3 separate regions of the Homo sapiens genome follow, and all the other regions are linked to region 1. Evidence: chromatin loops called from intact Hi-C (ENCODE). Cell type or tissue: endothelial cell of umbilical vein. All regions are shown on one strand.

What was found. Hi-C counts contacts between places; a loop is a spot of excess contacts. Peaks named below come from ENCODE experiments on the same cell type or tissue, not always from the same donor. Only the 100,000 strongest peaks of a DNase experiment are listed, where the experiment ranks them.
Region 2: it touches region 1 in a loop (6-fold over the local background); 2 of 110 quality-filtered maps call a loop at or near these places.
Region 3: it touches region 1 in a loop (4-fold over the local background); 4 of 110 quality-filtered maps call a loop at or near these places.

The regions. Positions count from the first base shown.
Region 1 is chr6:11,604,743-11,612,742 of GRCh38, forward strand. No RefSeq gene overlaps it. Among named protein-coding and RNA genes, the nearest start is that of TMEM170B, 71 kb to the left of the region's middle. RefSeq lists an enhancer at 4,572-5,113. In endothelial cell of umbilical vein, no CTCF peak of the experiment used is centred here; DNase peaks (open chromatin) are centred at 1,689, 2,829, 4,189, 4,989 and 1 weaker place; H3K4me3 peaks cover 2,368 bases; H3K27ac peaks cover 7,451 bases.
Region 2 is chr6:12,479,674-12,487,673 of GRCh38, forward strand. No RefSeq gene overlaps it. Among named protein-coding and RNA genes, the nearest start is that of LINC02530, 100 kb to the right of the region's middle. RefSeq lists enhancers at 3,782-4,981, 4,021-4,100. In endothelial cell of umbilical vein, no CTCF peak of the experiment used is centred here; DNase peaks (open chromatin) are centred at 4,248 and 4,668; H3K27ac peaks cover 2,375 bases.
Region 3 is chr6:12,602,000-12,609,999 of GRCh38, forward strand. No RefSeq gene overlaps it. Among named protein-coding and RNA genes, the nearest start is that of LINC02530, 21 kb to the left of the region's middle. RefSeq lists a silencer at 3,798-4,092 and an enhancer at 6,491-6,610. In endothelial cell of umbilical vein, CTCF peaks have their summits at 1,593 (motif pointing left) and 3,979 (motif pointing left); DNase peaks (open chromatin) are centred at 112, 1,502, 3,962, 6,402 and 1 weaker place; H3K27ac peaks cover 2,614 bases.

The sequences.
Region 1 (8,000 bases):
GACTTTCAAAATTTCATCACAGATATGTGAAAGATTCTGTGGAAGAATATAATAGCAAAAAAAAGAAGAAGAAGAGGGAGGGGAGAGGAGGAGGGGGAAGGAGGAGGGGGGAGGAGAAGGGGAGAGGAGAAGGGGGGTAGGGGGAGGAAGGCGAGGGGGACGAGGAGGGGAAGGGGAGGAGGGTGGGGGAGGAAGAGCGGAGGGGGAGGAAGGGGGGGTGAGGAGGGGGAGGAGGAGGAGAAGAAGAAAGAAGAGGAAGAAGAAACAGCAAACTAAGGATTCTGCCTCTAAACTGACAGTAGTCAATTTTTATCAGCTTCCAGAAGCTTCTTTTTTTGAATACTCAGTTAAACATGCATCACCTTTGTTTTAGGAACTTGGAATAGAAAACAGAGTACAAAGAACTCATCAGAACACCACAGACAGGACCTCTTGATCACTGGAGAAGCTATTCAGGCAGCCACTGTCCCCAGAGAACCCCAGGAAAGAACAAAAACAGGGGTGTCATTTTGGAGCCTTCAGTCAAGAATCATCTCCTGTTCTTGGCTGGGCTGCCATGAGGGTGGGGTGCACACAGAGCCCTGGGAAAGGAAGAAAACACGGTTGCAACACCACTATTTTGTTTCTTCTAACACCCTCCTTTTTCCCCACTCACATTTGAGCACTTACGGGCATCATTTGTTCTAAAACAAAGGAAGAAAAATATATCTGTTATGAGTTCCCTCTGTGCTTGACTGAGTTACCTGGCATTGGGATGGCTTGTTTTCTGGGATGCCCAGAGCTGTACACATTCCTTTCTGGGGTGAATACTTCGTATAGAGAGACATAAACAGCCAACTAGGCTGCAGGGAGTAAACCCTGTTACTAACTTTTCTTTCTTTGGTGCTACATTCCTGCGGAGATAAATATATAGAAAGACAGACAGATTATAAAGGAGGAAGGGCATTGTGTCAGCATGAGGGCTCCAAGAGAACAAAAAGGGTTATCGTGTGCAAAGGTTGAAAATAGAATTTAAAGCTATCAGGACTGGGGAAAGAGTTGAGGCCTCCCAGGAAAAATCTGCAAAGAAAACTTGAACCTTCCAGGAAAACAAGCCCTGGGTAGAGTTGGGTGAAACTGAAACCTGAAAATCCATTTTCCAGAAATGCGATTGGGCAGAGAGGAGGGAAGCCACTACTATCAAGTTTTTCCCAGAGCAAGCAAGGCACGCTGGCTTTGTACAAAGAGGCTTATTTAGAAGCTGCCCTGAGCTGAATGCAGGCAGGTGGGGCAGGGTGGGAGGGTGGGATGGGTCGTTGAAATGAGCCATCCTAACCTTTCAGACAGAAACAGTGCAGCCTAGCTGCTCTGAGGTGCATGTTTCTAAAACAAGACCTGGAACATTAATTTTACATTTCAGTCTCTTTGTAAAAAGCAGATGCTCCTCGCCCACCCCCTTGTTTTTTTTTGGCAAGCTTGTGAAAATCCAACGAACCAAGTCAAGGCTGTCCGCTAGCCACGGGTGCCTTTATCTTGTGGAGTATCTGTTCCTTTGTGGATCAAGCATGGAATGAAAACCGTGCTGAAGAAAGGTCGCTTCTCATTTTAGACTCCATTTCAATGGGTAGTTAACCTCTGAGTCAACCGACTCTGTACCCATGTTCAATTTCCTCCGCCTGTTGGGCTCTTCCATTTACCCTCTTTTATAATTAGAGTACATCTTGTTTACAGTGCACAAAGCTGGTTTAAGATCCAGTTGGCCATGTGCCCTCTCGTTACAGGACCGTGCTCAGAACAGTCAGCTGTGAGTGCAGCCAGTGGGATGAAAAAAACTAAGGGAAGGAAGCTGCCCTTTAAGGAACCTCGGCCTTACTGATTAAAGTAATAATTAAGCCATTATATCTGTTGGGGAGCTATTTGGGCTTGCCTGCTACCTTTTCCAACAAAAGCCCTCAGCCAGAGATTCCAGCCAAGCACCTCATTATCATGTGGGTGCCAGGGCGGCATGCCAGGATCGGCACCCACCCCAGGCAACATGGTTTAAATTTTAAACACCTGTCATCTCCCTGCCTCCATGTATCATTCATTTTCAGAGGGGAAAGTGACCCTAACAGGAAGTGGGGCTGCCTGATTCTGGGTTTGCCTTTGAAAGCCAGAAATGACCCTTCTCCTGAAATTTTATTCCAAATTTAATTTGAAGCTATCTCAGTCTAGAAATAGATTTGCATTGGCATCTCTTGTTGCAGTTGGTAAGGAAAGGAATTTAGGATTCAATTAGAATTGGTCTTCATTCTTAACAAGATTGTTGTCTTAAAGACAAGAAATATATAGCATGTCTCACTGCATCCCTCCACTCCCCACCATGGCAAAAAGGGCCCTGGCATGCATATGTGATTTTGTGACATGCAAAGATCCACTTTTACAACTCCATGGAGGCATATCTTATTTAGAGAACACTAAGGTAGTTTAAGGCTCTCACTGGCCACTTGCCTTCTTAAAACAGAGACAACCTATGGATTAGAGAGGAAGCAAGACTGGAGAAGGCAGTTTGCACCGATTGGGGCAGGGCAGGTAGAGGAGTGAGCATGGTTGTAATAAACTGGGTGGAATTTAAGGTCTCAGTCCAAAGGCATCCCATCTTGCTCCTTCTGGACCCCGTCTCAAGCCTGGCTCCAGCTCCTGAGTCCCACGGCTCTCCAAGGCCTCTTTCTGTTCATCACAGCCTACGGAGAGAGATGCAAAGTGGTTTGTGTTTATTTTAGAAATAATCTCAACGTTGCCAGGAAAAGGCTTTCTGGAAAATGCTGCAGAACTAAAGCTGGTCCAGTAGAAACCGGTGTAAGTGCAAAGAGCAGAGCCAGCTCCTCCCCAGCTCTTTCCCCAGGCTGTTCTTCCTGCTTTTTGATCTCAGCCTCACTCTACTCCATCCCTTCTTGATCCAAGTCCAGAGTCTCTTTCACACCAGCCACGCTGCCAGCATTGTCGGGAGGTTTGATGTGGTGTGAATTCCTGCCCCTGGGAGATGGACGGAGAAATTCACAGAATCTTGGGAAAAGAGAGCTTGGGAAAATCCTGAAGTCTCTCTTTGCAGCCTTTCTTCTACCAACAGACAAGATGGAAACTGGCCATTTCAGAGCACTGGCTTCAAGGATGTCTAAGGGTAGAGATTCCTTGGGCTTGTGGGCAGGGGCTCATTTCTGTGTGTTGTTCCAGATGGTCCAGGTTCTTCTGTCTGTCCCATTAAAATGTATCCTTCTTGACACCCGTGATGGCCCTTTTGTCAAATCCTAATTGTATGTTTGTGGGTTTGAGTTTTCTATTCTCCAGAAAGTACCATGTTAATACCAATCCAGTCTTCCATTTAGGTCCACATTAATCAGAAGTATTCACTGGTGTCTGGTAAATATCTGGTGTTTTTGAATTTTGGAAGTGAGGCTAGATGCATTTATTCATTCAAAATTAATTTTGAGTGTCTAGTATGTGCCAGTCACTGCTTTGTGTACTTGGGGAACAAGGAAACAACAAAAAATTGTTCCCTTCAAAGCTCTCATTATAAGGGAGAGGGGAGTGTGGGATACAGATTGCCAACAGTAAAGAATAGATAAACCGCATACATTAGAGTCTTAAGCCCCACAGCAAAAAAGAAGAAACTGGGTGTTCTGGCCTGCAGCCGGGACAGTAGAGAGAAGATTGCATTGAAGTTTCCAAGTGCAATTTTACTGAACCAGTGAGAAAAATGACAAGAGTTTCTATTTCTTCCAATGAAGAATGGGTCTTACCTATAAACAAGTGTTAGAAGATATATGTGCATATATCCACCCGTCATCTTACTACTTGCAGACTTAGATTCTGTAGACATTTATATCTATAAAATGATACTCAGAATATTATTTCATAATTATGTAAATTATTATGTATACATTATATATGTGTACAGAATATTATTTCATAATTATGCAAATTATGTATACATTATATATGTGTACACACACATATAATCATACTATTATACATACACAGTTATGTGCTGCTTAACAATGAGGATCTCTTCTGAGAAATGCTTCATTAGGTTATTTCATCGTTGTGTGACCATCAGAGTTACACAAACCGAGGTGGCATAGCCCACTACACACTTACACTATACGGTAGACCCTATCATTCCTAGGCTGCAAACCTGGACCCCATGGTACTGTACTGAATACTATAAACCACTGGGATGCAATGGTAAGTATCTGTGTAGCTAAACATACAAAAGTACAGTAAAAATACTATCATCTTACAGGACCACCATTGTATATGCATCTGCCTTTGACTGAAGTGTCATTGTGTAGCAAGTGAATGTATATTACAATTTAAACAATACATGCCCTCAAGGAATTTTGATATCTCTTTCAAGTCATGTAGATATATAGCACATTTCCAGCTCCCCGAATAGTTTTTTTGCTTATTCAGGAATAATTTTCTAACCTGACCAATTTACATCTTTTGATCCCGTAAACCATAGAAGCTTCTCCCTGTTTTCGGCCCCATCCTGCTGACCTGTCTTAAAGCTAGTCCATGCTGGCTTTCAGCCTTCAACTGCCACTGGGAGTGACAAGGGTTCTGGAAGGCTGGGCTGGCGTGGCAAGGGGAGACTCCCCTGAAAGGAAGAATGTCCCCAGGGAGTGCGGCGTGGCCAGCACATCTTCTCACACTTTATTCCTGCTCTGAAACCCAAGTCAGAACTTCAGTTTCTGGTTTCTTTGAAAGTACTTGGTGAACAAATAAGCAAATAGGGGATAAGGAATGTCCAGTCATTGTTTGAGGATTTTCTGGAATTTGGAGCATTGTTATTTTAGTTGTTTAGAAAAGGCTTTGGTTGCCTGTTTATCATACAGTGCAGGCTCATGAATAACTTCCTGGGGGACTGGCCCACATTCTTGGTCCGGTTGGCGTCTCTTGCCCAGCAAGGCTCATGCCGGGCGTCTTCCCAACATCCTGTCTGGGAATGACCTTCTTTTCTCTGCTTACTAAGCTCCGAGAGTCCTTATTGAAATGACCTCCTGCACAGGAAGGCCTGCTGTGGCGCCTGGCAAGAGAAAACAGCCCTGGTTTCTAGGAAGTCCCACAAATACACGCACACACACACACACTCTGGAAGTCTTGTTAGGAAGAGGTGACATGTTTATGTTCTTCCACGCGTCTGATAAGGAAAACCAGCAGACATTCCAGAATGTACAAAACACGGGTGAGGACAGGTGCAAGGACCACAGCTGGAAACCAGCGAACACAACAAACCGCAGCTGTCTGGGCCATGCCACGCTGGTGTGGGCCAGAGGGGAAACCAAGGGCGTGCGTGTGTCTATGTGTGTCTGCAGATGCACTCAGGCTTAAAAATTAGAAGCCTGCAAAGCCCCCTGCATTTAAGAGAAAAAAAAATAATCATGGAATTTTTCTGGCCATCTAGAAAAAATTTTGCTCTTGCCAAAAATATTCAAAAGCTATCAGGATTTTTTTTTAACTTATCTAAATGATATTAGTGAGTGCAGGGGAATCCCAAACAAAGGGACAGTTGTGTTCTTTAAATTCACTCTTGGTTTTAAACGAGACCTGCTTGAACATAATAAAGAACTTCAAGAAGCCCTCTCACCTTGGTTGAATGATAAAGTGTTTAGAAATAATACCTTCATGATTATCATGTACAAGACATTCATCTTATAAGGACTCTGATGACTAGAGAGTTCAGTGCCTTGCCTCTGGTTGTAATGCAGAAGCGTGATTCCCACTTAGGGGTGTTCAACATGCCATGGCCTCCCTTTCTCTGTGATCAAAGTTAGCATCACAGTTGAGTGACCTACCCAGGGCCCTGAACTCACAAGCATCTCATATCCGGTTTAACATTCTGCTGTTGCCATGGTAAAATCTTTAATAAGGATTAATAAATTATTAATCCTTAATGAATCCTTAATACCTTTGAACTCGGATCTTGCAGGTGTACTCCAACATGAAAACGGAGCATGCATGTGAGCTGAGTAGTGACATGCAACATGCATGTCCATTGATCCTTGCTGCTCATTCACATACAGTGTTCGCGATGCCCCCTGGACACAGAATTCCAGTGGACCCACCACGTGTGGGGATTCAGGGGAGACTCAAAGCAAATACAAGGTAAGCATGGACAACCAAGGAAGGTGAGGTGAGGAAGGAGGAGGGACACTGACAGCTCCAAGAGGGCACATTTTCCATTTGAAGCAGAACTTGCTTTGACACAAGAAAGAAGGCAATGGCATTCTATTAATAACAAATACTAACGACCAACGGACCCTATTCTGTTCTTTCTTACTCATGCACTTCCCTGAATTAACCATATACTTCCTCTGAAAATGAAGACATAGACCAAAAGGAAAAAAGGGCAGCTGAGCGTTAAGATTTGATAGAGTTTGTGCATATCAAGAAGTAAAATAAAAGGCTGGGTGTGGTGGCTCACGCCTGTAATCCCAGCACTTTGGGAGGCCAAGGTAGGCAGGTCACCTGAGATCAGGAGTTCGAGACTAGCCTGACCAACATAGTGAAACCCCGTCTCTACTAAAAATACAAAAATTAGCCAGGTGTGGTGGTGCACACCTGTAACCCCAGCTACTCGGAAGGCTGAGGCAGGAGAATCACTTGAACCCGGGAGGCGGACGGTGCAGTGAGCCAAGACTGCGCCACTGCACTCCAGCCTGGGTGACAGACTGAGACTCCATCTCAAAAAAAATAAAATAAAATAAATAAATAAATAAATAAAAAGAGTTGAGTTAGTTTTGTGCAGTATTTCCACTGTTCTGGCAAGAAAAAAAATATATATTCATGTATAAGCTGAAAAATATGAATTACATAATTCCAGTGATTCTGCAGATGAGTTAAATACTCTCATATTTGCATTTATTTATTTATTTATTTTTAATTTTTTTATCTTTTTTTGAGATGAAGTCTTGCACTGTCACCCAGGCTGCAGTACAGTGGCACGATCTCAGCTCACTGCAACCTCCGCCTCTGGGGTTCCAGTGATTCTCGTGCTTCAGCCTTCAGAGTGAGTAGCTTGGGATTATAGGCACACGCCACCACGCCTGGCTAATTTTTGTATTTTTAGTAGAGATGGGGGTTTCACCATGTTGCACAGGATGGTCTCAAACTCCTGACCTCAGGTGATCCACCTGCCTCGGCTTTCCAAAGTGCTGGGATTACAGGTGTTGGCCATCGCACCTGGCCCATATTTGCATTTAAAACTGACATTGTACAATGTAAAGATGAACCATAAAATTCATGCTAATAATTTAAAATTTTAATTTTTCTTGACTTAGAACAACACTAAACAGCAGATTTTTTTTTTTAACATCATGATAAATTGAGACACTGCAGAAGGAAGGAAAAAAGCTTTATTTTATAGTACCTTTGACAATAGTTTCTTCCCCCACTTTTAAACAGTTTTCATTTGCACTGGGTCTCATGAATACAGAGCTTGCTGTGCTGGTGATAAATAGAAATTTTGGCAGAAACACATCACATGGTCGTTAGGCTTAATCTTGGAGATTTGTGTAGCTTATGTCTACTAGTGCTCACATCACCTCTACTTAGGATTTCATTTTAGCAATTGTCTTTTTTTGGATTCCCCCAGAAGCATACCAAGATGAGAATTAAAGTGGGGACGTGGTGGCCCTGACAAGAGAAACCTGTGTAAAGGGCTTACTGGAGAATACAGAGGGTGTGGGAATGATGAAGTAGTCAGGTTATTCAAGGGAGCTGAAGGGGCCACTGAAAAATGTTTCATGAGAAATGTGTGTACTTTCCTCAGCAGAGGCTATGCCGCCTGCCCTTCCCCTCCCTTTCTCCATCGTTTCTGGATGCTAGGACTTCAGAATTTGTTTAGGAGGAGACACACATTTGTGATGGAAATCACAGTGTTATGGCTGAATTATGTCCCTCAAAATTAATATGTTGAAGTCCAAACCCTCAGGAGTCCAAACTCTCAAGAGTGTGACTGTATTTGGAGATAGGGACTT
Region 2 (8,000 bases), 870 kb after region 1:
CCACTCTGTGCTAGAAATTGTAGCGGCACAGCTCCTAGGGATCAAAGATTATATAAAGAGAGAGTGGGTGGAACCTCAGTAGACATTAAAATGTCAGAGAACATTTCAAACCTGGAACAGTACTGCTATTTCTATTAGGATCTGAAGAATCTGTTTTTGTCTTCAGAAAAATTAACCTATTGAGGAAAGTTGGCTCCTGATATTGAATTGACTTGGGGCACAATATGTGTAGCTTACATTTATTTTAGTAGTTCCAGAAAGCCTCCACCACAGAGTAAAGGGAAGAAAAATAAATTTAAAGGAGACTGTTATGGGTGGAATTTCCACTCCCTCCATCCCCCACCAAACTCATATGTCGAGGCTCTAATGTGACCATATTTGGTAACAGGATCTTTATGGAAGTAATTAAGTTAAAATGAGGTCATGAGGGTGGGCCCTAATCCAATATGAATGTTGTCCTTATAAGAAGAGGAGATTAGGACACAGACACACACAGAAAAAAGACCATGTGAGGACACAGGGAGAAGATGGCATCCACCAGAGACCCCAGAGACCAGAGAGACCTCAGAAGAAAGCAACCCCACTGACACCTGGCTCTCGAACTTCCAGCCAGAAATGTGAAGAAATAAATTTTTGTTGCTTAAGCCACCCAGTCTGAGGTGCTTTGTTACAGCAGCCATAATAACTAATACAGAGACAAAAGAATAAAGATATTTAGAGGTGGAAAAGCAGTGACTCAGAGTTATAAGATTAAAACTGTTGTAAAGGTCATAAGGAAGGTAAAAAGTTTTGATAAAAACAAGTAGTGCCACGTTTTCATGCCCAGGTCTCTCCCATTTAGATTTGCACAATCATAGTCAACTTAATCTTTCTGAACCTCAATTTACTCATCTCTAAAATGGGCTGTGAAGTCCTTGAGGCAACCACAGAGATATTTCATCTTCGTTTACTATGAATCTAGGCCATGGAAAACAGTTTTCTATCGAATGAATCAGTGATTCTAGAAAAAGAAAGCAAAGGAGTTCTCCATCCTCAAGAAGGACTTAACAATCATTTGGAAAGAGTTTATTTGTGTGCACAGGAAAATATAACCAGGAGGCAGGTAAATGCTGAGAACTCAAGAGTTAGGACTGTAAACCTCCCAGAAGGAGAGCTGGAACTTGAGACTGGGAAGATCATAGAAGGTTTCAAGGAAAAAGTGAAATTGATTTATTTTTGAGAGTTGCAGAGACAGACTGGATATGAAAACAAGATGGCAGCAGATGTGTTCCAGATTAAAGCAAAGGTAAGGAGGTAGATAATGCAGTATGCGTTTTAAGGACAATTGGAGAAGCAGCTTGGAAATGTGGATCCCTTTGCATACAGCAGAGAACACTTTTGGGTGTCAGAGCTGTAGATTAATATTTATAAGCCATGGCCATAAAAATTAATGAAGTAATTTCACCAGTTGTCAGAGGCAGAAGAAAGTTGTCCAGCCATTAAAATCAATCAGGGCTATTATGAATTCTATTATGGCAAGTGGATGTTTTATCCAATAGAAAATATTTCTTTGTACTCCTTCTGACCTGGATAATGAAACCCTACGATTCTATTCCACCCCATTGACACTTGTGATTATTTAGAAAGAGATTGCTGTGCAATCACCTTTGCTCCATCTAGGAAGAAAAGATTTGCCAAAGAAATAAACAGAATAAACAAGGCATCAAAATAAATACTTCCAGGACTTTAAAATGCCAGGGTTAATTTCAACTAATATTCCAATTGCGAATCCCTTTACTCTTTTAAAATATTTATTTATTTATTTATTTATTTATTTATTTATTTATTTATGACAGAGTCTCACTCTGTCACCCAGGCTGAAGTGCAGTAGCATGATCATGGCTCAATGCAGCTTTGAACTCCTGGGCTCAAGTGACCCTCCTATCTCAGCCTCGCAAGTACCTTTTAACCTTTACACCAAAATAGAAATCCTAAGGATTGCCTTTTGACATTGTCCCATAGGCCTATTTAATCCATTCTACATCTCCTTGAAAGCAATGGCTGGATTTTACAATTTAAGCTTTTAATTCAGATTGACCTTTACCCTAGTTATCCAAATGATGAGATTTTACTGCACTTTCAATTTCCTATGGATTATACAAAAGATAGTTATTGAGCTTCTACCATGCATAGAATTAGCTTTAGAGAAGAAATAATCATAAAATAATTGATGATGATGAACATATGTTCTATTAAAGCTATGGAGGCTTCAAAACCCTGGCAGCTGAAAAAAAAAAAAAAAGAAACAGTAACTCAAATTGTAAAAAAGGGTGAACAGCAGATGGTGAAAGAGAACAAGTCATAGATTTATTGAGGATGGTGTGACATGCAGAAAGCTGATGGCTGCATCTTCCCCAGTGAGGGGTGGGGAGAGAGAGTGAGGCAAACAAAGCTCTAATTAGTGACCTTTTATTCCTTATTAGCAACTTGGACCAGAGCTTCATGAGTGAGGCTGTTGAAGGAAGCGTTATTGGAAAAAAGCATAAGGACAGCGAGGGAAGCAAGTATTGAGAAGAAGGCAGAAAGAAACCAGCTCACAATCTAGAACTTAGCTTTCATCATAAGTGTGATGGGGAGTTATTGGGATCTTTGGAGCTGGCTTCTAATAAGATGTGAATTACATTTGATGAAAATTATTTTAGCAGTTATCTTCAGAATGCATTTCAAAGAGGGATGCAGGAAGTCAGGCTAGGTGAGATTTTGATCATCTGAGTGAGAGCTGATTATATACTGTTGTTTGTAACAACAGGGGTGATGGGGAAGAAAGCAAGAATCCTGAAGATGTTGGCATGAAGACTGAACAGAACAACAAAACATGAGGGAAAGTGAAATGAAGAGACAAAGGTGATCCTGAATGCACAGGCACAGAGGGGCCCCCTATAGGACAAGCTGTTTCAAAGGTTACTTAGGATAATTTCTAAGAAGAGGGATAGGAAACAGTATCATCCACTGTTTTATAGTTTATTCTTGCCTGTCTTACAATGGTGGCAGAAGGTTACATGCTCCTATGACAGGTGTATAAATTAATCAGCACCCTAAGTTCCTGATTTCTTGCCCACCTATCAACAAAGATGTTAACGAGCTGCAGAACTTTTAATTTGCTAATGAAATACCATTCTGCATAGTTACAGCTTTAGCTTTCATGGTCTTTAAAATCTGTATCTCTTTACCACATCTCATCTTAAAGTGCGTAAAATTGTGCACTTCCTTTGTATTCATGAGAGTTCACACTACTCATAGTGTATTGTTTACCTTAATTACCAGATTATAGAACCAAATGAAGAGCTATTTTTAAAAGTAATAATAATAACAAAATATCAATACGTGCTCAAAGAGGAATATCCCAGCTTGGGAGTATGTTCTCTCAACCTTTTATAGCCAGACAAGAATTATGAAAATTTCTCTTCTCTGAAAATGTTAAGTTGCACTAGCTGACAGTCTATGCAGCGAAAAGAGGAACAAATTAGATACAGATGACCTGGTTTACTCTCTGAGCTTTGCCATTCTTTAGGATCCAAGACCTTAGGAGAGCTACACGAATATGTGAACAACACTTTCCACCTCTGCAAAATGGGATTTTGCTTGTAAGGTTTGTAGGAAATTTCTTTCTCTGGTCTAAGTACCAAGTGGCAGCTATTATTACTGTTACAGTTTTTGTTGTTCTTCTTATCGTGCCATTGGGCTATATGACATTTTTTGGAAAGGGCCAAACTCTCAGGTCTTAGATCTAGGCCTATTCCCTAACTCTAACTTCAGGTCACTTGATTTTTAAGGAAGGTTGAGAAAGGAACAGATTTATTTTGGTGAAAGTGCTTCATAAATTATAAAATGCTTCGAATGACAGCAGTCTTTTAATGGAAAAAATTTGTTAGATGTGCAGAACTTCAGATATAAAAGCAATAGATGGTATTGTACAGCAGTTAGGACTACAGTTGATGATCAATAATGACCGATTTGGATAAGAACATATTCAAGATTCTCATGTGTTTTATGGATTTGGACTGAAATCAAGAAGCTTCTTCCTCTGAGGAGAGCATCTCGTGGGTTCTTGGGCTCTTTTTCTTAAAGCAGTGGTTTCACTTTCCAGTTTGGTCCTCAAGCCATATGTCACCTATGGGCAGCAGCTCTCCTTTCAGATAAGCAGTCTACAAGCTGATATTTTTGGCAGAAAACCACCTTCTGGGTAATAGGTCTGGTATCTGGAGGATTCCTGTTTCTGCTGTCGTTCGCTGACCTCACCTCTCTTCTGTGACTAAGTCTGTATTCACCGCTGAAGTGCATGCTTCTTGGGGAGAAATTGTGGGTACTTCCGGTTCCCCCTGTGACTTTGTGACTTAAGCAGCAGAAGCATTTCATACCATGGGTACATGCTCCTTCCCATTACCTCCCTACTGACAGGTGCTGTCAGAGTTAGAAAGTTCTGGAAGCTCCTCAAAACATAGACTTAAAATAATAATTATAATTAATAATAGCAATTAACTTCCATCACAGGTTGAGTCACCTATAAGAGATTGCATGGTTAAGTTTCTTTTAAAGTCACCTCTTAACATTTCCTTACTTACTCAGCCTCACTCATCTTAAAAGGTAAGTCGCATTTAAAAGAAAATATTCTTAACTTGCGATAAGAGCAGAGAGAAGTTTTCCTGTCTTATATTTAATGCATGTAGATGACTGGTATTCACGAAGTTAATTTTTTCTTTAAGCCACAAAGAAAAAAAGTGGTGCATGTTTTCTAAAGAAGACCGGTATCTGTAATTGTGTCAATACTGATATTTTTGCTTTTAAATTCCTTCAATATTCAAAACGGTAGCTTATCTCTATGAAATGTTTCCTTTTTCCCTGTCCAATAACACATGGGTGGGAAGTTCAAACCTTTGTACTTTTTCTTTGAAGCAATTGCCCTAAGCCGGGAAAAGCTCTTTCATCAGCAAGAATTTTGAGTATTTTCTCTTTCCTCCTGATCAAGTTTAAGGTGTGTGCTCATAAACAAGATACGCAACTGTCAATAATCATCTTTTCAGCAAATAGAGCCAAAGTTAATTTATTAAACCCGGCAAGCTGCTCTCCTAGTTTTCTTCCCCCTGTGACATACTGTCCAATTATTTCACATTCTTGTAGTGTAAAATAAACACATTGAGTCTGTTGAGATACTGCTGTGGTTATTTATTTTTCAAAATTTAATAAGGAGGAGGATGACCTTTCCTCTTTGGACAGGAAACAAAATCAGACCTAACAGTGATACATTATCAATTTTCACAACCATGAAAATATTCCAGAAAACAAGCAGTTTTCTGTGCACTCAGGTGACTGCAAGCTGGCCAGTGAAGCCAGAAAGCCCAAATGCCTTCTAGATCTCAATTAACTACCCACTTACTTGAAAGGTTTTATTGACTATAATTTTGATAACGATGCATAATTATATCAACTTTCTTTCCTCATCGAATTCTACTACAAATCCCGGGCCGAAAGGGGCACATGAGTCTGTTCTTGATGAACAGACAGAAAAAAAGAAGACAGAAAAAAAGAACTTGAAGAGTCTGAAAACAGGTTTAGCTGAGGCATGTGCCATGGTAAATTTGCTTTGTGAAACTAAGCCAAATACGTTTATTTTCCTACATCTGCATTTCTCATAATGTCGCAGGTAACATAAACAGGTTCTCTCACCCAACACTGTAATAACGATGGAAATCAATGATAAAGTTAAAGACAACTACATCTGCATATACATACCAAACGAACAAACAAAAATCTGTCAGCAATCTTGGGGGTAACATGAGGCTTCTGGATTCTTCTTTCCTATTTCTCTACTTGCATTCTTGGCTTTGGCGTAAGTAGAAGAGCTTTCATAGCCAGAGGCAGAACACTGGTGTGTGTGAGTCAGTCAAGGGCAGCAACGTTTGAAGATTCAGATGCATAACGATATTTATAATTGAAAAAAATCTATATTTCATACAGATATTGCAAATTCCGTGGCAAAAGGGAGAAAGCAGTTAAACAAGCAGGGAGACAACATACAGCTCTCCTCTGAGAGTTGAAAGAAAAAAATATTTTTTAGGATCAATCCTCAATAACCTCCAATTTTCATCTTTACAGATTGTTAGCTTGAATCACAGTTGTTGTTTAAAGAGGACGGATGTTGGGGAGAGGAATGGTTACTGATTCCCAGATTTTTTAAAAATGCAATGCAAGGAGAATTCTGAGGAGGGAAGCACAATGTCTGGATTCACTATTTTCCCCTCTCCGGGTGGTGGCTTGATGATGAGAAGATACAACCCTGTCATCATCACTCTCTTCTTAGGACTTGCAGCAGAAAGCACTCTTCTCATTGTAAGCAAGCTTCATGAAAATTAGCCTGGAAGAAAGAAGACTGGCAAGATATCGGCCATACTGTTGAAATTGAACCCTGGGAAACAAAGATATGTACATACCAAAGTCAAACTTTTACTAGGAAGGTTTGGATTGTCAAGGCTCAGGTGTGATATTTCAGTCTTGGTCCTATTTACTTAGGATGCAATTCAGAAGGTTAAAGTTGGCCCTGGGAGATCCAATAAAAAATATACCTGAGTCCAAATTAATCTAGATCTACAATTATTACTTTTAATTCATTACTATTATGGATATATATATATGTTAGGAATTAGCAGCAGAGTGAATCAGTATGATATTTTAAGGATTATGCTTTTATGCTTTTAAATTTTAGATAATACATTTCCTAATATTAATTTTAAAACACTCTCTTTGCCATGCTGTTAAGAATTCTACTTTTTTTTTTTTCATTTTTATCTTCCTAACTTCTTATTGTGACATTGTTGGCCAGATCCTAAATAATTTTAGATACAAGCAAAAGTTTCCTTGTATGAGTGAATAGAATGCTAAGTCTCTTTGGAAGTATATTTATACATTTTATTGTAAAGTTTAATTTTGATTGTGCATTTGTGTTTGTGCTTTAGATTTCAGGATTATGGTAGCTTTCCTACCCAAGTATTGGCTGAAACAGCCAATACCCTTCTTTAAAAAATTTCTGTAAACAGGTTTCTACACATTGCTAACATGAATAAACAACTTTCCTTCTACCTCCAAGTTCGTCATTTCGTCTGGCAGTCATTGAAAATTACCATATGTTGGGGGTTGACACCGAGACAAAATATTCAGACTGTTAGGCCCTACGGTTCACCTTTTCCTACAGGGTGTTTTTTGTTTGTTCCTTTCTCTCCTTGTTGTCTTTTTTTTTTTCTTGGATAAAGCATTCAAGAAATCCTTGATGTGGGACAAAATTTTATTGTGGTTAAGACTTACTCTTTCCAAGATGAAACAGCCAATAAAGATCCACCAGAATGCATTCAGGCAGGCAGCAACAATGTCTTCCAGCTCCCTAGCAGGCAAGTCATCTGTGGTCTACTTCCCTCCTCTCTGTTTACTGAAAGACAACAGTCAGTGGGAAAAGCACTGCTCCAGCTTTCAATTCTGTTAGAACAGGGTCTTTTCTCCCACGATGGCTTCTTGGCCTTCTGAGTGAAATGTCCAGTGAGCTGGCTTGGCACATTTCAGTGGAGGATTTGGCACTTAGAAGAGAATAGCTCAGCTGTCATTTCTTAGTGAAATATAAATAATTCCAGAGAGAAGCAGAAGAAAAAATTAACAGTCCATTCTGAGTCTTTGTCATGAGGGTTCCACAGGGCCAATTTTTTTTAACATGTCCTCTGAGATACTGGCCTAGCAAGGCCCTCCTTCCTAGTTAAACCAGATGCCAACCAAGATGGAAAGCGTCCCTGGAAAGAGAGCTGTTTCTTTCCACTTCATTCCCCAGCCTTTTTTCCTGATGGGATTTCAAGAAGGTTAGTATCCTGAAGATGCAGACAGAAGCAAGCTGGTCAAGAATGCTCCAGGAATCCCAGGGACCTCAGATCAACTGTCCTAAGGCAAGAAGGCCCTCACAGGAAAGACTCTCATACTAAATACTG
Region 3 (8,000 bases), 1.0 Mb after region 1:
TTTGTTTTATAGTCTTCTCTGCTCTCAGGGGATTTGAGGTATGCAAAGCTTTGGCTGAGATTGGAAAGAAACAGCTCAGAGGTGGGGACTGCTGCTTAAAATGTTCCTTTGTTTCATTTTTTTTTCCTGTTATTGTATATGAAACTTTGAAACTATCCTGACTTTCCATTCCAAAGGCACAGGCCAGGACAGGTGCCAATCGCAGCGACCATTTGGTGGAGGGGTATACATGATGATTGGTTTTTATGGGGGCTCAGAGTGAAAGCAGAGGGGATCCTCAGAAGGTTTCATTATGAGATTAAGATGTTGGCCTTGTTAGGGTAAACTGTAATCCCCCGTCACCTTTTGGTGAGCGGGATCCTGTGAGAACATTCTACAAGGGAGATCTTCAGGTTTAATACCAACAAGCACAATGCAGGGTCCTAGCAGCCCAAGAACTGAGTGGAAACTCCAGGGCTGGGGATGCTAAACTCCATCTGTGTTGACTTGCTTTGTAACCTGAGGCAAGTGTCTTTAAATTCCCTCAGCCTCCACTTCTTCATCTAAGTCAGGCTTGCCACAGGCAGAGGTATTATGTAAATACATAGATACTATCAATCCTTGGGGAAAAAAAAAAATGCTTTGTTGAGCCAGCAGAGCTCTCTACTGCTTAAAGCAGGGTGTGAATAAGAGCTCCTGGGTCTTTCACCAAATCGCTGAACATGTTCCGAGATGCTGTAGAAAAGGTGCTTTCATGGCTTTAGACACAGTACACAACCGCTGCTCAGATTGAGTAGTATCTTTTTAATGGCAGGGTTGGGAAGGTGTGTTTTATTTTTCTTTTGGATAAGTCACTTGGAAGTGATGGACTTATGGGTCTGCTGGCCTGGCCATTTGACTATGTCGAACAGCAATCCCACCTTTAACTTGTTAGATCCATTTTCCATACTCCCCTCTATTCTCTCTCCCCTCCCAAATACACACACACACACACATACACACACACACACACACACAACTCTGCATTTGCTTGACCTGTAGAGTATGATTTGAGGGATGCCAAAGTGCTTCCTGTTGCCACATATATGCATTCCGAAACTTTTCTCCTGTTACAACACTCAAACCTGTTGTTTAAATAGAAAATAAGAGTCAAGCATACCCCATTGTTGTTAATGGGATCCGATCTGTGTCTACCAGTGTGGGCTCTGGGTTTGAATCTCAGCCTTGTCACTCAGCTTTGTGAATTCTCTGAGCCTTGATTTTATCTTCTGTAAAATGGTAGCAGTAATGGTACAGCCCTCATAGGGTTGCTGTGCAAAGTAAAGATGATAATGATGCAAAATCCTTGGAATATTGCCTGATGCATAATAAACACATAGTAGACACAGCTGCTGAGGTTATTATTGAAATGGTACAGCGGAAAGAAATGGTACGGAGGAAGGTAAATCAGGATGGCGTAATGGGATAGAGCAAACCATAGACTTGTACTAACCATTTATGAGCATTGAAGTTAACTTTTATTCTGCTTCTGCTGATGGCAAAATTTAGGCAGGCTTGCCAGAGCTGCCTTGTCCTGTAAGACAAAGACTAGCCTAACCAGTTCTTGCTAATAACTGGAGTGACCTCTAGTGGTTCTGATTTTTTTCATAGTGGAAAACACAAAACAAACCAGACTCACCCAAACCGTACACTATTTTGCTTGTACACCCAAAATTCAGAAGCTGATTAAATGGACACTAGTCTAGTGTTTAATTGAATTGACTGATTTATTAATAGAAGCCTTATTTCTACCAGACAGTTTCAAGAATCCCTTCCGAGTATGACCACACCCTCACTTCCATTTGGCCTTCTCTCCATTATTACTGAGTTGGGGGAGTAATTTATTAGCATTCAATTAAACTGTATAGATGTATTTAAAACATATATGATGCTTCCCATAGGCAAGACACTGTGCTAGGCAAAAAATAACGTATCAAGATGAAATATGGACAGACCCCTTTGAAAATACTAAAAAAGTACCTACTTTTAAACTGTACTAAAATAGATGTCGACACAAAGAATTACCACCATCTTATGCCTTACGGCATAAGCAACTTTGAAAAAGGCAACTTTGCTTTTTCTGCTGTGGGAAGAAACAGATCCCCTCAGAATAAAACAAAATAAAGCATGCATATCCATTGATACACAAGAGAATTCTCATCCATGGGCTGGGAGGTTTGGCCGAGAGTAGAGCCAGGTAGCAAAGGAGAAATGTACCCTGCTATGGTTTAAAAAAGAAAAATCAACATTAAATAAGGTAAAATTCAAAATTCAAAAATTAATTAAAGAAGTCATTTTAAATGTGTTTATTCTGCAACCATACATCATTTATGTTCTAGGTAATTCTATCTTCAAATAAATGTACTCCTCTTTACAAAAGCAACGCATTAAATATGCAAGTGAAAATGAAAACTTTTTATACCTTTATATAATTTTTATATAAATAAAACCACAAGTTATTTATATTACCAAATTCTATTATACATTGTAGAATATTAGTAAAGTACATATGGCCTATGCATAAAAAATAAGAGTCCCAAAGAAAATACTAGTGTCCTGATATAAGGCCCATACTCTGATTTTTTTTTTTACTTGATGAGTATTTGAGAGTGGAAAATATTTTTAGCTATCCATGCAAAGTGCAATTGTCTCTTATTTTTCCACTTGTACTTCATGAAGACCTTTGGTGATATCTAGTTGACAGGCTAATAGCCTTACCACAAAGAGCTATTTAGACTTGGCAGAAATTTAGAAATTCCTGAAGCCTAAATCAATTTAAAAACCTAAAAACAAATTCACAAAACTTCAAATTCTGCCCTGGCACAACTTTATTTGGTAATAGCGTGTAGGGGGATTCATTCCAAACACAATGTCTTCTAACACTGGAATTTTCCTGAAGCACCAGGTTTCATCATTGGGAATTCTGTTCCACTTCTTTTTAGGGTTCCTATTTAGTGTCATTTATGTTCAGCTTATGCCCTGGGAGTACAGAAATAGCCAGTTGAGAGTATATAAAGTGTCCTGTTTTTAAAACTTATTTTTAAATTTGTTTTTATTCTTTTAAAATTATTTATTTCTTTATTTGCTTTCTTATTCTTCTTTATTTTTATTATATTTATGATTTATCTTATTTATCTTTAGCTGGTCATCAGTTTAAATAAATCTTAAAATGTTCCACATCTTAAAGATGTTGACTTCTCCAAGGTGGGGCTGGGTCTGATTAGGAGTTAAAACTGAGTGGAAAAAACAATTCACAAAGACATATTACAGGAAACATTTATAGGAAAAAAACTGAAAATTAGAATGTCATGTGCACCAATACAGTATGATGGTCTTTAAATTCTCATTGTCAAATCTTATTTGGTTCTATATTTAATATTTAAAACTATATTGACAATCTATTATTAGTCTTTCATAAGAAATTAATATTCTTAGAAAACATTCAGTGGTGCTTTGCACACAGTTGAACATCTTATACTTTTTTCAGCATTTTTACTCAAGCATTGGGCTGATAGTATTAATAAATATTGCTATTAATTATTTGAACTTAAATATTACCACTTAAAACAACTATAAACATGTTTAAAACAAAAAAAAGAGATTGGTTGAAAATACAGATTTAGAGTTAACCCTTCATGATAAATGAGAGAAGCTATGATATCTGGGTGTCTACCTTTGACTTCAGAGATGTAACAAAACTGGATACGGTATTAGGGCCATTGGGTGATAACTGCTCCAGGACGTTTTAAAGAAAGTAAAGTTAGCTTTAAGCAGCTTCACACGATTTTGGGGGATGCAATAGTGATTCATGCCTTTGAAAATTTGCAATCTTGCGTGTGTTGTTTCATACCATTCAGTTTTATCCACCTGCCATTTTCATCTGCCTTTTGAGTATTGGGGAACAGGTTTGAGCCTCTCGGTCCCTTGGGTAATGGTTTATCTCAGCAGTCTGCCGCCACCTAGTGTCTAGGATAGAGTGTCATCTATTAACTCACACTTCGTAACTGAAGGAAGAACTCCAACTGCTCACCAGAAAATACATAACGGCAAAAGCAAGCACACATGGGTGGTATGATAATGGCTCCCAAACTGATCCAATGATGCCATCACATGATATTCAGTTCTCATTAACACATGTCTTACAATGGGAATGGCAGGACATGGGGTGGGTAGGAGCGGCTGGTGGCAACAGTTCCGGTTTCACATTAAATCAGCAAACCACCTTACACATTTTCAAGCATCTGAGTCTCAAACCCCATTAAGTTAATGATGAGAATCCTCATAGCTCCAGCCTTACCTGATGAGTTTCACTAACACAATCACGAAAGCTCTGGTAGAATTTCAGAGGGATTTTCATTGAATTAGGTCTACCATTTTCAGAGATACTTTTGGCTACTTGGTCTTAGCATAAGGGAAATTTCTCTTTATTTTGCCAACAAAATTATAGACCTCTTTCACTTAAATCTTCCATTTATATCAAGCTACACTGGGATCATGTGTTACATATGAAAGTCTACTTCTTACTAGGATATGACAAACAGTATTTGACATCCACTCTTCTTTCTGAGCCTGTTCCACTTATAGCTGTTCTGAAGAATATATTTCATTTCAGGAACCAAACACAGTGCTGTTACATAAAGTCTGATTGATAGGAGTTAAGGTGGGCAGAAGTTATCAAAATCTGAAAATTAAGTGTTTCAAAGGGAAGGAATGCATTATCATTAGAGCAGTGGGAAGATAGAATTGCCTGTGCTCACTGGATGATTGGTGGGGAGCGTCAGCTTCCACTGCAGATCCCAAGCACTGAGCCAGCCTAGCTTCCTGAGAACTGCTGACCTCAAAATGCAGGAATGATGTTGCCAGACGAGGGTCCCTTCAGCAATCGATGGGCTCACACTGAAGTCTTGTTTGCTCGTCTCCCTGTGTGTCTCACTAGACTAGAATACTAAAACTCATGAAGAAACGGCCTCAGCGACTTGGAGCCAAAATGAGCACAGGGAATAAAAAAGAGAAATTAAAAATATCAGCCTCACTGTGACAGCCAGTCTAACATCTCCCTCCCTGCTCATCTCTCCCTTTCCCTCCCTACTGATTATCTCAAAATTCTTATGCTTCCTTATTCTCTGTCCCTGTCATACGCAGACACATGCACTCACATGTTTATCCCTCCTCTTTCTTTTCTGCAAGAAATATATGCCACAGAATCACTCTTCTGGTAGTAAAACAACCATTGGGTTTGGTTAAAACCCACAGCTGTAAAGTTTACCCATCCCCATTCAATTTCCCAATTGATTGCCAATCTTCTTCATCATTTCCTACATGGATATTGGGCTTTAAATGCTACAGCATCATACAAAGGAGCTGTAAATACAGCAAACATAACATTTATCTTTACCTTTACAATCCTGAATATTTTCATTTAAATAGTCTCATTTATTAAGTTTAGCCTTTCTCTGTTCTGATCATTAAGTACTTGGTTACCAGAAGGAAAACTGGATTTTGGATGAATAATTTATTCTGATAGTGTTAGTTTTGTTGTGTCCCTGAATGTTCGTGATATAGTTAATGAAGATGGGTCACTAAACCTATGTCACTGATGAGAAAAAAATTCCTACATGATAAACAGCAATGGAACCTGCATGCAGGTATGAGTATATATGTGTATATGCATATGTACACACACACACACACACACAGAGACACACACACAGAGGAATAAATATATGAACATACTGCAGAGATACTGAAGCCAGGAACAAGAATCTTGACTTAAATATTAGACAAAGAAAAGCTCCTTTTGTGAAAAAAACCATCTTAAAATATAAATTTTCAGTGCAGAACTTCAGTTACCAATTGTTAGTCTTCATAGTAAGCCTGATGATAATAAAATGTCTATTTTTTGTTTTTTAGAGACAGAGTCTCACTCCATCATCCAGACTGGAGTACAGTGGCACAATCATAGCTCACTGTAACCTCAAACTCCTGGGCTCAAGCTGTCTGCCTCAGCCTCCCGAGTAGTTTGGGTCACAGGCACGTGAGACACACCCAGCTAATTTTTTACTTTTTACTTTTTTTTTCCATAGAGATGAGTCTCATTATGTTGCCCAGGCTGGTCTCAAACTCCTGGCCTCAAACCATCCTCCTGTCAAAACACTTGGATTACAGGCATGAATCACCGCACCTGGCCAATAAAATGTCTATGCTTGTTGGAAAAAAAAAAACAAAACTCTGTTTATTGACACTCGCTGTATTATGTAAAGAAGGCTGAGAAGCCTTTTGCACACTGTTTTATGAAAATAACAGACAATACCCATCAGTTGTGGCGTGACTATATTGATGCGCTCTTGGTAAGGTGCTAAGAACAATCCTTTCTGTAAAAGGATGAAAAACAAAACCCTTGAGCAGTAAAAGATGACACATTCCACAAATGTTAGCTAATTTCCTGCAACAGAGCATAATGAAAGTGCATGTAGACAGGGTGTGCTTTATCTGCAAAAAGAGGAACAAAAAAAGAAACAAAAGCATCATCATATCTTTTGGTATCCAGAAATAAAATCCACTCAGTTAAATGGTGATTATGAGCAACTTTGAAAAGATTGTCAATATCGAATGCTATTTTTAAACAACAAAAGTTTCTCTTCATACCTCTAGCAGTCTTACATTTTAAAGAAACAGGCTCAAAATAGCACAACACATATTTCTAGGTTTCGATCATTAAAATTCTTCATCTGTGGACTACTAGCCATAAATAATCAACTTGAGAAAATAAACCAAACTTGATGGCTTTCTTGTTTCTTCTTACCATTTCTGGATCTTTGAACTTTCCCTTCCACTTTCTCAACCAAAGATAGCCTAAACAAAGAAAGCCAAAGCCAGCTTTTGCCCAATCTTTCCGATTGTCCTGCATAAATCAAACTAGAAGTGACCATATTCCTTGTTTCACTGAAAAGGGACTTAGTGTCATAGCTAAACCTTTCACTGGAGAAGAGAAATGGGGTTGGACAGAAAGACTAATTATAAACCTGCCAGTCAAGGTTTACCATAGAGAAACAACAGGAAATATCTATGAAGCTGTTCACAGCTTGTCAAGATGACCAATGGAAGACCACATATATGACTTACCTTGACAATAGCTTAAACTCTGGAATTTCCTTCCACTGTAGTAAGTTTTATGGTGCCCTTGAACCAGGGAAGCAGTGTGCTGTGCCGGGGGGCGGGGGTGGTTGGGGGAACTCAGGCTTTGCTGATAAACAAACCTAGGTTTGAATCCTCCAAAGTCTACTTACCAGGTGGATGGTTTCTACAATTTTTTAATGAGTCTGAACTTCTTCATTGTAAAATGAGTATAAAATCTCATTTGCAATACAATACCTAATTGTATTGTGTGAGGAACTAGAGATAATATGCAAAAAAGTACCTACAGCACATCTTTAAACATTATAAAGGGCGTTACAGGAGTTGAGCTTTGTTAAGTCTTTGTGAAGGTAGAGCTGTCCTAAACTGAAGTCACTCTACCATAGTCTGTCTCATCTCAGATATGTTTTTGAAAGGCCCTTTCATAAGAGGTTCTGTAAAAAGTAGTGCTCATGGGGAAAGTATTATTCTGAAATCATCCTGCTTAAAATCAACTTTCTGAACTGCCATGCAGTCTTGGCAAATACGAATTTCCATCACCCCTTTGCTACATGCCAAGTTGGAATATTGAGAATGCTGTCTATTATTCAATCTAAGTAAAGTACATTACTTTTAATTGGAGGTTGTTTCACTGCCTTTTTGAATTAGGAGACTAATCATTCATCAGAAACACACAATTAAGGATTTTTGTGTTAATTTGGCATTATTGCCATTGATCCAAAAGTGTTGTTATCTTTTAAGCAAGAGCTGAAGTGAGTTCCTCCCATATGTTTTGGCAGAATTGGTGCATCTGTAAGATTCAGCGCTAAGCCCTCCATGCCTTGGCATAGCAGCTGCACAGATCAGTG